Regions from separate parts of the Homo sapiens genome. Here region 1 is linked to region 2. Evidence: read pairs that join two places in POLR2A ChIA-PET (ENCODE). Cell type or tissue: A673. All regions are shown on one strand. Links, peaks and the distances in the headings refer to the core of each region. The heading gives the core; the rest is flanking DNA.

The links. ChIA-PET counts read pairs that join two places held together with the same protein. Peaks named below come from ENCODE experiments on the same cell type or tissue, not always from the same donor. Only the 100,000 strongest peaks of a DNase experiment are listed, where the experiment ranks them.
Region 1: POLR2A ChIA-PET joins it to region 2 with 8 read pairs; 2 of 35 experiments call an interaction of 5 or more read pairs at or near these places.

The regions. Positions count from the first base shown.
Region 1 is chr22:42,372,775-42,378,352 of GRCh38, reverse strand. No RefSeq gene overlaps it. Among named protein-coding and RNA genes, the nearest start is that of LINC01315, 6.4 kb to the right of the region's middle. In A673, for the core only: a CTCF peak has its summit at 3,495; DNase peaks (open chromatin) are centred at 3,162, 3,412 and 5,152.
Region 2 is chr22:42,482,504-42,488,081 of GRCh38, reverse strand. No RefSeq gene overlaps it. Among named protein-coding and RNA genes, the nearest start is that of RRP7A, 35 kb to the left of the region's middle. In A673, for the core only: no CTCF peak of the experiment used is centred there; no DNase peak of the experiment used is centred there.

The DNA.
Region 1 (5,578 bases), core at 325-5,324, 110 kb after region 2:
CTTCAAGAAATCCACCTACCTCGGCCTCCCAAAATGCTGGGATTACAGGTGTGAGCCACTATGCTTGGCTTTTTTTTTTTTTTTTTTTTTTTTTTTTTTTTGAGACAGGGTTTCCCTCCTATCACCCAGGCTGGAGTGCTGTGGTGCAATCTTGGCTCACTGCAACCTCTGTCTCCCAGGTTCAAGCAATTCTCCTGCCTCAGCTTCCCAAGTAGCTGGGATCACAGATGAGTGCCACCACGCCTGGCTAATTTTTTGTATTTTTAGTAGAGACAGGGTTTCACCACGTTGGCCAGGATGGTCTCAAACTCCTGACCTCAAGTGATCCGCCTGCCTCAGCCTCCCAAATTGCTGGGATTACAGGTGTGAGCCACCACACCTGGCCATCCTTCATTCTTTTAACAACATTTGTCCCGCTCCAACTATGTGTCAAGCCCAGTGCTGTGGCTGGAATAAGAAATGGACAGTCCTGTCTTCATGGAGTCCACCAGCTCATTTCTGATTGGCTCCTACTGGCCCAAAGTCACCCCAGCTCCATTCATGCTTCCATCTATGGCTGCTGTTCCCCAAGATGCTGAGCTCCCCACCTCTGAGTCTGGGCTCCTACCATTCTCCCTGCCCTGAGGACCTGCACCCTATTCTTTGCCTGAGGAATTCCTGCTCAAATGCTACCTCCAGCTGGGCACAGTGGCTCACGCCTACAATCCCACCACTTTGGGAGGCCAAGGCAGGCAGATCACCTCACGTCAGGAGTCGGAGACCAGCCTAGCCAACATGGCAAAACCCCATCTCTACTAAAAATACAAAAATTAGCCGGGTGTGGTGGCACATACCACAGATATCAGCCACAGAGTAAAACTCCATCTCAAAAAAAAAAAAAAATGCTACCTCCACTGTGAAGTCTTCCTTAAAGCCCCCTCCCACACCAAGCAGTTTACTGAATCCTCTCATTTCTTTGACCTCTTCAAACTGAATCAGTTCACACACATCCATCTCCCCCCAGAATTCCCGTGTTTCCCAAGCATGGCAAACACCTCATTTGTCTCTCTTTGTCTGTGCCTGACTCACAGTAGGGGCTTAGGAGCTGTTTGTTCAAAAAATAAAGGAGTCTTTTCCTTTGCTGTTGATTCAACACCTGTTCTTAGTGAAAAAGGGATAATTTTTTTTTTTATTTCCAGGAAGTGATCTTTAATTAGTATATGACCCATTTTACATATGTGAAAATTGAGGCAGACTGTTGCTGCACCCACAACACCAGGAGAAGCAAGGCAATAAGAAGTGCAGGCTCTGGAAGGCCGGCAGCCTCCGCCTAATGGGGAGGGCGGGGAGGCTCTGTGCTGAGCTGTTGGAGGCGAGGCCAGGCACAGGGGAAAGGCCGACATCCCCCTCCCCCACCTCCTTTCAATTCCTGGCTGCCAAGGCTGTCAAGAGGCTCTGAGGACACGTGCCTGCGTCAGGGGCCATGAGCCCTGTTAGGGTGGTTCTGCTAATTGATCCCAGAAGCCCTTGTGACTGCCAGGGGATGCCTCAGCGGACTCAGCAATGTCCTGACCGCTACCTCTCGCCTCACCAGATGGCCTCCCTCCTGCCTCAGCTGCCTCTAGGCCAGGCCACATGTCCCTGATCATTCAGGGCCTGAGACTCCCCCAAGTAGCCAGCAGAACAGAGCCCGGCCAGGGGTGGTGGCGGGGGTGTGTGGGGAGCACTGGAGAAGCTCCTTTTTTTCTGTGTCTCTCTGGCTGATTGGATGGTTTTCCAAAAAGAAAAATTTTAATGTGTTTTCGGTTTGGTTTTTTTTTTTTTTTTTTTTTTTTGAGACAGGGTCTCACTCTGTCATCCAGGCTGGAGTGCAGTGGTGCGATCACAGCTCACTGCAGCCTCAACCTCTGTGCTCCAGCGGTCCTCTACCTCAGCCTCCGGAGTAGCTGGCACTACAGGTGCGCACCATCACACCTGGCTAATTTTTTGTATTTTTCATAGAGACCGGGTTTTGCCGTGTTGCCCAGGCTGGTCTCAAACTCCTGAGCTCAAGCGATCCTGCCACCTTGGCCTCCCAAATGCTGGGATTACCGGCATAAGCCATTGCTGCTTAGCCAGCACTCAGCCTCAAATGCCCCCACAACTTCCTCCAGCAGCCCCACAATCTCCTGCCCCTTATGGGTGGGGAACCCTGGCATGTCATGTGACGGGGGTGGAGTCAGGAGAGCTGCTGTCCTTCCTGACCCATTGGGACAAGTCTGTGCAGCTGAGTCCCAGGGATAAGGGTAGGACCCACAGCCAAGTGACCAGTTCCAGAAATAGAGATGGTCATTGTGGTGCTCAAGGCACCCCTGCCTTCTTCCTGGGTTCAAGCCTGGAGCTCAAGATTGGAGTTCAAGGTTGCAGAGAGCTTTAGAACTGCTAATGGGGGCCAGGCGCAGTGGCCCACGCCTGGCCAACATGGGTGAAACCCTATCGCAACTAAAAATACAAAAATTATCCAGACAGCCGGGCACGGTGGCTCACGCCTGTAATCCTAGCACTTTGGGAGGCCAAGGCAGGTGGATCATCGAGGTCAGGAGTTCGAGACCAGCCTGGCCAACATGGTGAAACCATATCTCTACTAAAAATATAAAAATTAGCTGGGCGTGATGGTGGGCGCCTATAATCCCAGCTACTCAGGAGGCTGAGGCAGGAGAATTGCTTGAACCCAGGAGACTGAGGTTGCAGTGAGCCGACAGGGTGCCACTGCCCTCCAGCCTGGGCGACAGAGTGAGACTCTGTCTCAAAAAAAAAAAAAAAAAAAAAGAACTGCTGGCCGGGCACGGTGGCTCACACCTGTAATCAGCACTTTGGGAGGCCAAGGTGGGCGGATCATGAGGTCAGGAGATCGAGACCATCCTGGCTAACACGGTGAAACCCCACCTCTACTAAAAATACAAAAAATTAGCCGGGCGTGGTGACGGGTCCGTGTAGTTCCAGCTACTTGGGAGGCTGAGGCAGGAGAGTGGCGTGAACCCGGGAGACAGAGCTTGCAGTGAGCCGAGATAGCGCCATTGCACTCCAGCCTGGGCGACAGAGCAAGACTCTGTCTCAAAAAAAAAAAAAAAAAAAAGAACTGCTAATGGGTATGGGGATTTTTTATGAGGTAATGGAAATGTTCTGGAATGCGACAGCAGTGATGGTTACGCAACCTCTTGAATATGCTAAAATCCATTGAATTGTACACTTTAAAAGGGTAAATTTATAATATGTGAATTGCATTTCAATAACACAAAACAAAAATAAACCAAAAAAAATTGCCCTACTTAAACACTTTCTGTTGTCCCCTGTTCATTACCCTTAGGACAGAGCACACACACACTTCCCTGGGACGTGGTTCAGCTTCTTCCTCCACCCAGCCTGCCCTGCCCGTACCCTTTCCTGCCCTTCCTCCTTTCCTCCTACAGAAGGGCCCTGCTGGGGCCTCTTTCAAGGTCCAGGCTCTGGCGCATGAAACTCCCTCTACCTGTCAGATGGTTAAATGCCTATTCAGTTTTTATCTGTGGCAATAAGTAGGCATTGATCTCATTTCACAGATGAGGAAACTGAGCCTTAAAAAGATATAACAACTCGCCCAAAGTCACCTAGCTGGCAGATGGTGCAGTTGAGATTCAGGCCCCAGCAGTGGCTTCAGAATCCATGATCTGAACCACTTTGGTTGGTGGCTTTCTGTGGTAGCCTGAAGAATCCCACCCTCGCCAAGATATCCACATCCTAATCCTGGAACCTGTGAATGTTACCTTATATGACAAAGGCGCCGCAGATGTGATTAAGGATCTGGAGATGAGGAGGTTATCCTGGATCATTACAATCACAAACGCCCTTATAAAGGGGGATGCAGAGGGAGATTACAGACCAAAGGCAGAAGGTGGTGTGATGATGGAAGCAGAGAAAGAGGTCTGAAGATGGTACGCCGCTGGTTTTGAACATGGAAGAAGAGGCCACAGCCGGGGAACAGAGCCCCAGAAGCAGGAGAGGGCAAGGAAACGGATACTCCTCAAAGCTTCTGGAGGGAACGTGGCCCTGTGAACACCCTGGTTTCTGCCTGTTGAAACTGATTCTGAATTTCCGGTCTTGAGAACTGTAAGAAAATAAATGTGTGTCGTGTTGTGGGTTTTTAAAAAATAATTTTTTTCTTTCTTTTTTCTCCCGGCTTTTCAATAGGGATAACGTGTGTTGTTTTAAGTCACCAGGTTTGTGGTGATTAGTTACAGCAGCCATAGAAAATGAAGACACTGGCCAGGCTCACGCCTGTAATCCCAGCACTTTGGGAGGCTGAGGGCAGGTGGATCACCTGAAGTCAGGAGTTTGAGACCAGCCTGGCCAACATGGCGAAACCTGTCTCTACTAAAAATAGAAAAATTAGCTGGGTGTAGTGGTGCATGCCTGTAGTCCCAGTACTCAGGAGGCTGAGGCAGGAGAATCGCTTGAACCTGGGAGATGGCGGTTGCAATGAGCCAAGATTGCGCCATTGCACTCCAGCCTGGGCGACAGAGCAAGACTCCGTCTCAAGGAAAAAAAAAGAAAAGAAAATGAAGACACTTTCCCTCCTAGAAGAGCCTATTCTGCCTCCCAGGCTGGGCCCCTCTCTGAGAGGCTCTTCTGCCCCGAGGTCAGTGGCCCACCCTGTTTTGTGCTCCTTGGGGATGCTTCCTATGACCTCTGACCCTGGAGCTTGCCTCGGTCATGACCTCCATGCTCACCCTGACCTTGGGCCTCTTCTACGGCTCCCAGCACTGACTTCACCAGGCTGGAGTCATCTTCCAGTTGTTCAGGGGCAGGCACCAGCTCTGGGGCAGTGTGGAAGAGGAAAGTGAGGCTTGGAGGGGGGCACTGAATGCTCAAGATCACTCAGCTGGCAAGAGGCAGAGCCGCTGAATGTGTGGCCATGAGATGACCAGGGCACCCAAGCCGAAGGGCTCGTGAGGAAAGAGGCCACACTGGCTGCCCACTGCCCCTAGGTTCCAATCCCGGCACCCATCTGGGCCCACATAGAATTGGACCATTCCTGGTGGGCTTGGCTTTAGGAAAACCTGATAGCAAATTCCAAACCAATAAGAGCAAATAAATGAGGGGTGATTACCGACAATAAGAGAGGATACACTGCAGGGTGCCTCCAAATCGCATCTCCTCCAGTACGTTTTAAGTGCTTTATAGGTCATTAACTACTTGACAGAGAGAGCCTGACACTTAAAGCAAAGAATTTGGTACCTCTGCCAGGGAAAATCAATCAGAAATGAAGCTAGAGCATCAGAGGCGTTAAGATTTACTGGGTAGGCCAACGGGATTCAATTGACGCAGAATTTTAAGACCCTCTCCACTGTGTAAAGTAAGGCACACTGGTATTTGAAGCCATTTATAAATCCCAAACTAGAATTTAGAAACACTTAACCTCTCCCCTGCCATTTTTGTGTGTGTGTGGATGTTAATGAAATATTTCGAAGACATGGAAAAGTACAGAGATAAGCTTAAGCATCTAAGTCCCCCATCTGACTCTGTCAAATGAAATATTGCAGCTATGTGCAGCTATGATTGAAGCACCCACTATTTTTTTTTT
Region 2 (5,578 bases), core at 398-5,397:
GTATTTTTAGTAGAGATGGGGTTTCAACATGTTGACCAGGGTGGTTTCAGACTCCTGACCTCAAGTGATCTGCCTGCCTTGGGCTCTCAAAGTGCTAGGATTACAGGTGTGAGCCACTGCACCTGGCCCTCAAAGGTAATAATTTTTGTTTTTTTTTTCAGACAGAGTCTCACTTTGTCACCCAGGCTGGAGTGCAATGTCACGATCTCGGCTCACTGCAACCTCCGCCTCCCAGGTTCAAGCGATTCTCCTGCCTCAGCTTCCCAAGTAGCTGGGATTACAGGTGCGTGCCACCATGCCTGGCTAATTTGTGTATTTTTAGTAGAGACGGGGTTTCACCATGTTGGTCAGGCGGGTCTCGAGCTCCTGACTTCGTGATCCACCCACCTCGGCTTCCCAAAGTGCTGGGATTATAGGCGTGAGCCACCTCGCCTGGCCGAAGGTAATAATTTGAAATTATTGAAAGTTGCCCCACATTTTCTGTAATTACAGTTATTAGGCACAAGGATTCTGGAAAATGTTTCTTTTGAATGTGAACATTTAAAAAAAAATTAAAAACCACATATGCCTTGTATAGGTTGTCTACTATGCATGACATCAGTGGGCTTAATGGTTTTCTCTCAAAGGTGCTTAGCAAATATTTCACAACTAATAGTAGGAAGCTCAGTTAGCCTTGGTGAGGGTCCTGGTCTTAATTCAGGCCTGACTCTGCCCTGACAAACCTGCAGAACTCTGAATCGCACAAGTTAGGTCCAGATTTAAACATTCCCAGAAAGTCCTAGCTGCAAAGGAGATGAGGAAGACATGGTTACAGTGATTTTTCTGGAGTTAGGAACCTTATATTCTAGTTTTGGGAAGACACTTGGCTTCTAAATAGTTTTCTTTACCATTGGTTCTCTTTTCATAGATCTTACTATTTTATAAGTTTAGTTAATGAAAGAAGAGCTTTTCTTTTTCTTTCTTTCTTTTTTCTTTTTTGAGATGGAGTCTGGCTCTATCGCCCAAGCTAGAGTGCAATGGCATGATCTCAGCTCACTGCAACCTCTGCCTCCTGGGTTCAAGCGATTCTCCTGCCTCAGCCTCCCGCGTAATTGGGATTACAGGTGCCCACCACCACGCCCGACTAATTTTTGTATTTTCAGTAGAGACAGGATTTTGCTATGTTGGCCAGGCTGGTCTTGAACTCCTGACCTCAGGTGATCCGCCCACTTCGGCCTCCCAAAGTGCTGGGATTACAGGCGTGAGCCACCGTGCCCCACCTCTCTTTCTTTCTTTCTTTCTTTCTTTTTTTTTTTTTTTTTTGAGACGGAGTTTCACTCTTGTTGCCCAGGCTGGAGTACAATGGCACGATCTCGGCTCACTGCAACTTCCGCCTCCCAGGTTTGAGCAATTCTCCTGCCTCAGCCTCCCATCCTGCTTCAGCCTCCCAAGTAGCTGGGATTACAGGCATGTGCCACCACACCCAGCTAATTTTGTATTTTTAGTAGAGATGGGGTTTCACTCTGTTGGTCAGGCTGGTCTCGAACTCCTGACCTCAGGTGATCCACCCACCTCAGGCTCCCAAAATGCTGGGATTATAGGTGTGAGCCACTGCGCCTGGCCACTTTTTTTTTTTTTTTTTTTTTTTTTTTTGAGGCAGTGTCTTGGTTTTTTGCCTAGGCTGAAGTGCAGTGGTGTGATCACAGCTCACTGCTGCCTCTACCTCTTGGGCTCAAGTGATCCTCCTGCCTCAGCCTCCTGAGTAGCTGATTTGATTCTACAGGCACTGCCACCACACTAGGCTAATTTTTCAAAAAATTTTAAATCAATAAAATGTTTTTACATAGAGACATAGTCTCACTATGTCGCCTAGGCTGGTCTCGAACTCCTGGACTCAATCAATCCACCCACCTTAGCTTCCCAAAGTGCTAGGATTACAGGTGTGAGCCACTGCACCTGGCTTTTAAAAAAAAACAAAAACAAAAACAAAAAAAACAGGGTCTCACCTTACACAGTTCGCTGCAGCCTCAACCTCCTGGGCTCAGGTGATCCTCCCATCTCAGTCTCCCAAGTAACTGGGACTACAGGCACACACAACCATGCCTGGCTAATTTTTTGTATTTTTTGTAGAGATGGGTTTTTGATGCGTTGCCCAGGCTGGTCTCTAACTCCTGGACTCAAGTGATCCACCCACCTCAGTCTCCCAAAGTGCTGGGATTACAAGCATGAGCCATTGTGCCTGGCCAAAAAGTTTTTCTTCACTTGAGTGTCTGATAATAAATACTTCATCTTCATTCCTCCTGGGTGGTGACGAAGTAGAAATTATTTACTTTGGTTTCCAATTATATATATAATATATATATATATAATAATAACAATAATAATAATTTTTTTGAGACAGAGTCTTGCTCTGTCACCCAGGCTGGAGTGCAGTGGCTTGATCTCGGCTCACTGCAAGCTCCGCCTCCCAGGTTCACGGCATTCTCCTGCCTCAGCCTCTCGAGCAGCTGGACTACAGGTGAGTGCCACCACACCCGGCTAATTTTTTGCATTTTTAGTAGAGACGGGGTTTCACCATGTTAGCCAGGATGGTCTCGATCTCCTGACCTCAAGTGATCTGCCTGCCTTGGCTTCCCAAAGTGTTGGGATTACAGGCGTGAGCCACCGTGCCCGGCCAGTCTCCAATTATATTCATAGTAAAAGTCAAAATAACATTTCATTCAATTCTGATAGACAAGGACCTGCCCCAAATTTATCTTTTTTTTTTTTTTTTTTGAGGCAGAGTTTTGCTTCTTCGCCACGGCGGGAGTGCAATGGCACGATCTTGGCTCACTGCAACCTCCGCCTCTCAGGTTCAAGGAATTCTCCTGCCTCAGCCTCCCAAGTAGCTGGGATTACAGGCATGTGCCAGCATGCCTGGCTAATTTTTGTATTTTTAGTAGAGACAGAGTTTCACCATGTTGGCCAGGCTGGTCTTGAACTCCTGACCTCAAGTAATCCTCCTGCCTTGACCTCCCAAAATGCTGGGATTACAGGTGTGAGTCACCGCACCTGGCCCCAAATTTATCTTAATAAAAACTTTTCTTTACAGTATGCAATAGTTTAAAAGAACATTGTAAAAATACATTAAAGTTATGTTTTATTAGTTTGTTTAATTCACGCTTGTCACTGACTGAGTCTAGCTTTCTGCCAAATGGTCCAAATTGGCCCAATTTTCTGTCACTGTTGTCACTTGCCCGGTGCACTAGGCCGGGCATTGACTCCTGATCCAGCTGGGTTGCAGATCAGTGATCCGAATGACCCTGCTGGCTTAGCAAGAAGTGCAGAGCAAGTAATTCAAGCTCTCCACCTCTGAAGAAGTTCAGAGCAAGTAATTCAAGCGCTCCACCTCTGAAGTCCTTGCTGATTGGACTCTTTGGTGACCTCTGTTCCCTTGGGAACTTCATGCTGGAGACAGCGTAGGTATCCACCCCTCAAGCACTGGTGAGGGTTGCCAATGCTGTGCCCTAAAGGTACGACAGAGCCTTAAGGACCTACCCAGTGAGGACAAAAGAAAAGTGAGGGACAGAGCTCTCAGAGCTTTGTAATTGTGTCCATCCTCTCTGTGAAGTCCAGGTTCAATGGGAATAAACAGAGCACCTTTAAAACAGAAAGGGAGGCCAGGCGTGGTGGTGCACGCCTGTAATCCCAGCACTTTGGGAGGCTAAGGCAGGTGGATCACCCGAGGTCAGGTGTTCGAGACCAGCCTGGGCAACATGGCGAAACCCCATCTCTACTAAAAATACATAACTTACCCAATGTGGTGGTCACCTGTAATCCCAGCTACTCGGGGGGCTGAGGCATGAGAATTGCTTGAACCCAGGAGGCGGAGGTTGCAATGAGCCCAGATTGTGCCATTGCACTCCAGCCTGGGCAATAGAGCAAGACTCTGTCTCAAAACAAACAAATAAACAAAAAGTCTCAGAAAGGGAAATGAGCCATTGCAGAGAACAACTGTGTTTTGTGAGCGGGTCCCAACAATGCCACCACCAGGAGCGGGTGCCGCCCGCTCGGCCCCTGCAGAGCCGGGGACCTCAGAGGAAGGGGTGCAGGTGGCGGGGAGGGCCAGGCTGCAGATGCGGGGCCTCATTTTGTTTCCTTGTAAAGTGAATTCCCCAAAGGGTTCTGATGCTTTTGCTTGGCAGAGCAAGGGAAAATAAGACATTTTAAATGGATTCCATTGTCTTTCCTGGTGACAGAGCAGCCTCCCCAGCGTGTTTCCGTGTCTCTGTAGCCCCGTGAGAGCAGTTGCTCCCTTCTCCTCTTAAAACGCGGCAATAATGAGTCAGAAGAAAAAGTGCTTGTTGCCAAAGGCTGATTATTATAGGTCTCCAAGCATTCTGCATCCACCTGCTGAGGAAATCATGGCTTTGAGTGTGCAGAGATTTATTGCCATGCAAGTTCATTTGCAAGTTTAGAAGATAGGAACAGACTAATATTGAACTACAGAGGCAAGGATGGTAGAGTGTTTGAAAGGGTGCAACACAATTTTAAGATCCAGCCAATTCTCCCTCTCATCTCTCCTTCCCATCCCAAGGGCAATAACATCCCGCATCCCCAGGGCCACGCTCTGCATAGCTCTATGTAGCTGGCACATTCTCTAGGACTTGAGCTAACTGGAGCTTGGGGTCCTTGGCGATGACAAGCATGATATGCAGGGCAGCTCTCATCTCACAAGACCAGCTGGTAGGAAGCCCTTCCAAGACGTGGGTGGCCCTGAGCTTGAGCTTAGCTCAGGCAAAGTGGGAGATTGGAAAGAGAAGTGGAGGCAGGCTGGCCATCTTCCTTTTCTCACACACCTGCTGTGGCCTTGAGGAAGTCCTGTAAACTTTCAGGGCCCCAACTACCTCCTTCTCCAAATGGCTAGTGGCCTCCTTGAGCTCCTTGAGTAGGGCCACAGGCCACAGCAGTGAGAGTCCGCTGGGGGGTGATGAGATTTTAGAGAGCCCAAGGCAAAGCGGCACACAGTGTGAAATACCCCATTTCATAGCATGAGCTTGTGTGTATGCCAATTAGTTGGTATAAAGATCAAGGCCAGGCATGGTGGCTCATGCCTGCAATCCCAGCACTTTGGGATTCTGAGGAGGGTGGATCTCTTGAGCCCAGGAGTTTGAGACCAGCCTGGCCAACATGGTGAAACACCGTCTCTACAAAAAAAAAAATTAGCTGAGCATGGTGGTGCATGCCTGTAGCCCCAGCTATTTAGGAGGCTGAGACAGGAGGATCACTTGAGCCAAGGAGGTCAAGGCTGTAGTGAGCCATGATCACACCACTGCACTCGAGCCTGGGTGACAGAGTGAGACTCTGTGTCAAAAAAAAAAAAAAGATCAAACTCAGATTCTACCCAGGGTTTCAAAGATGAACACTTACAGAGGGATGTGGACCTGAAAGGAAGTATCTGGAGAATTTTAACTGCATTCAGTATGCTTTGAAATTGTGTATGGGTAAAAATGGGTCCAGTTGCCATCGCAGGTTGGGGGAGAGCTGGCAGGTGATGGGGAGGAGGGCAGCTCGCATGCAGAACCATGATCAAGCAAAGGGGATCTGAGAAGGTGGCTCC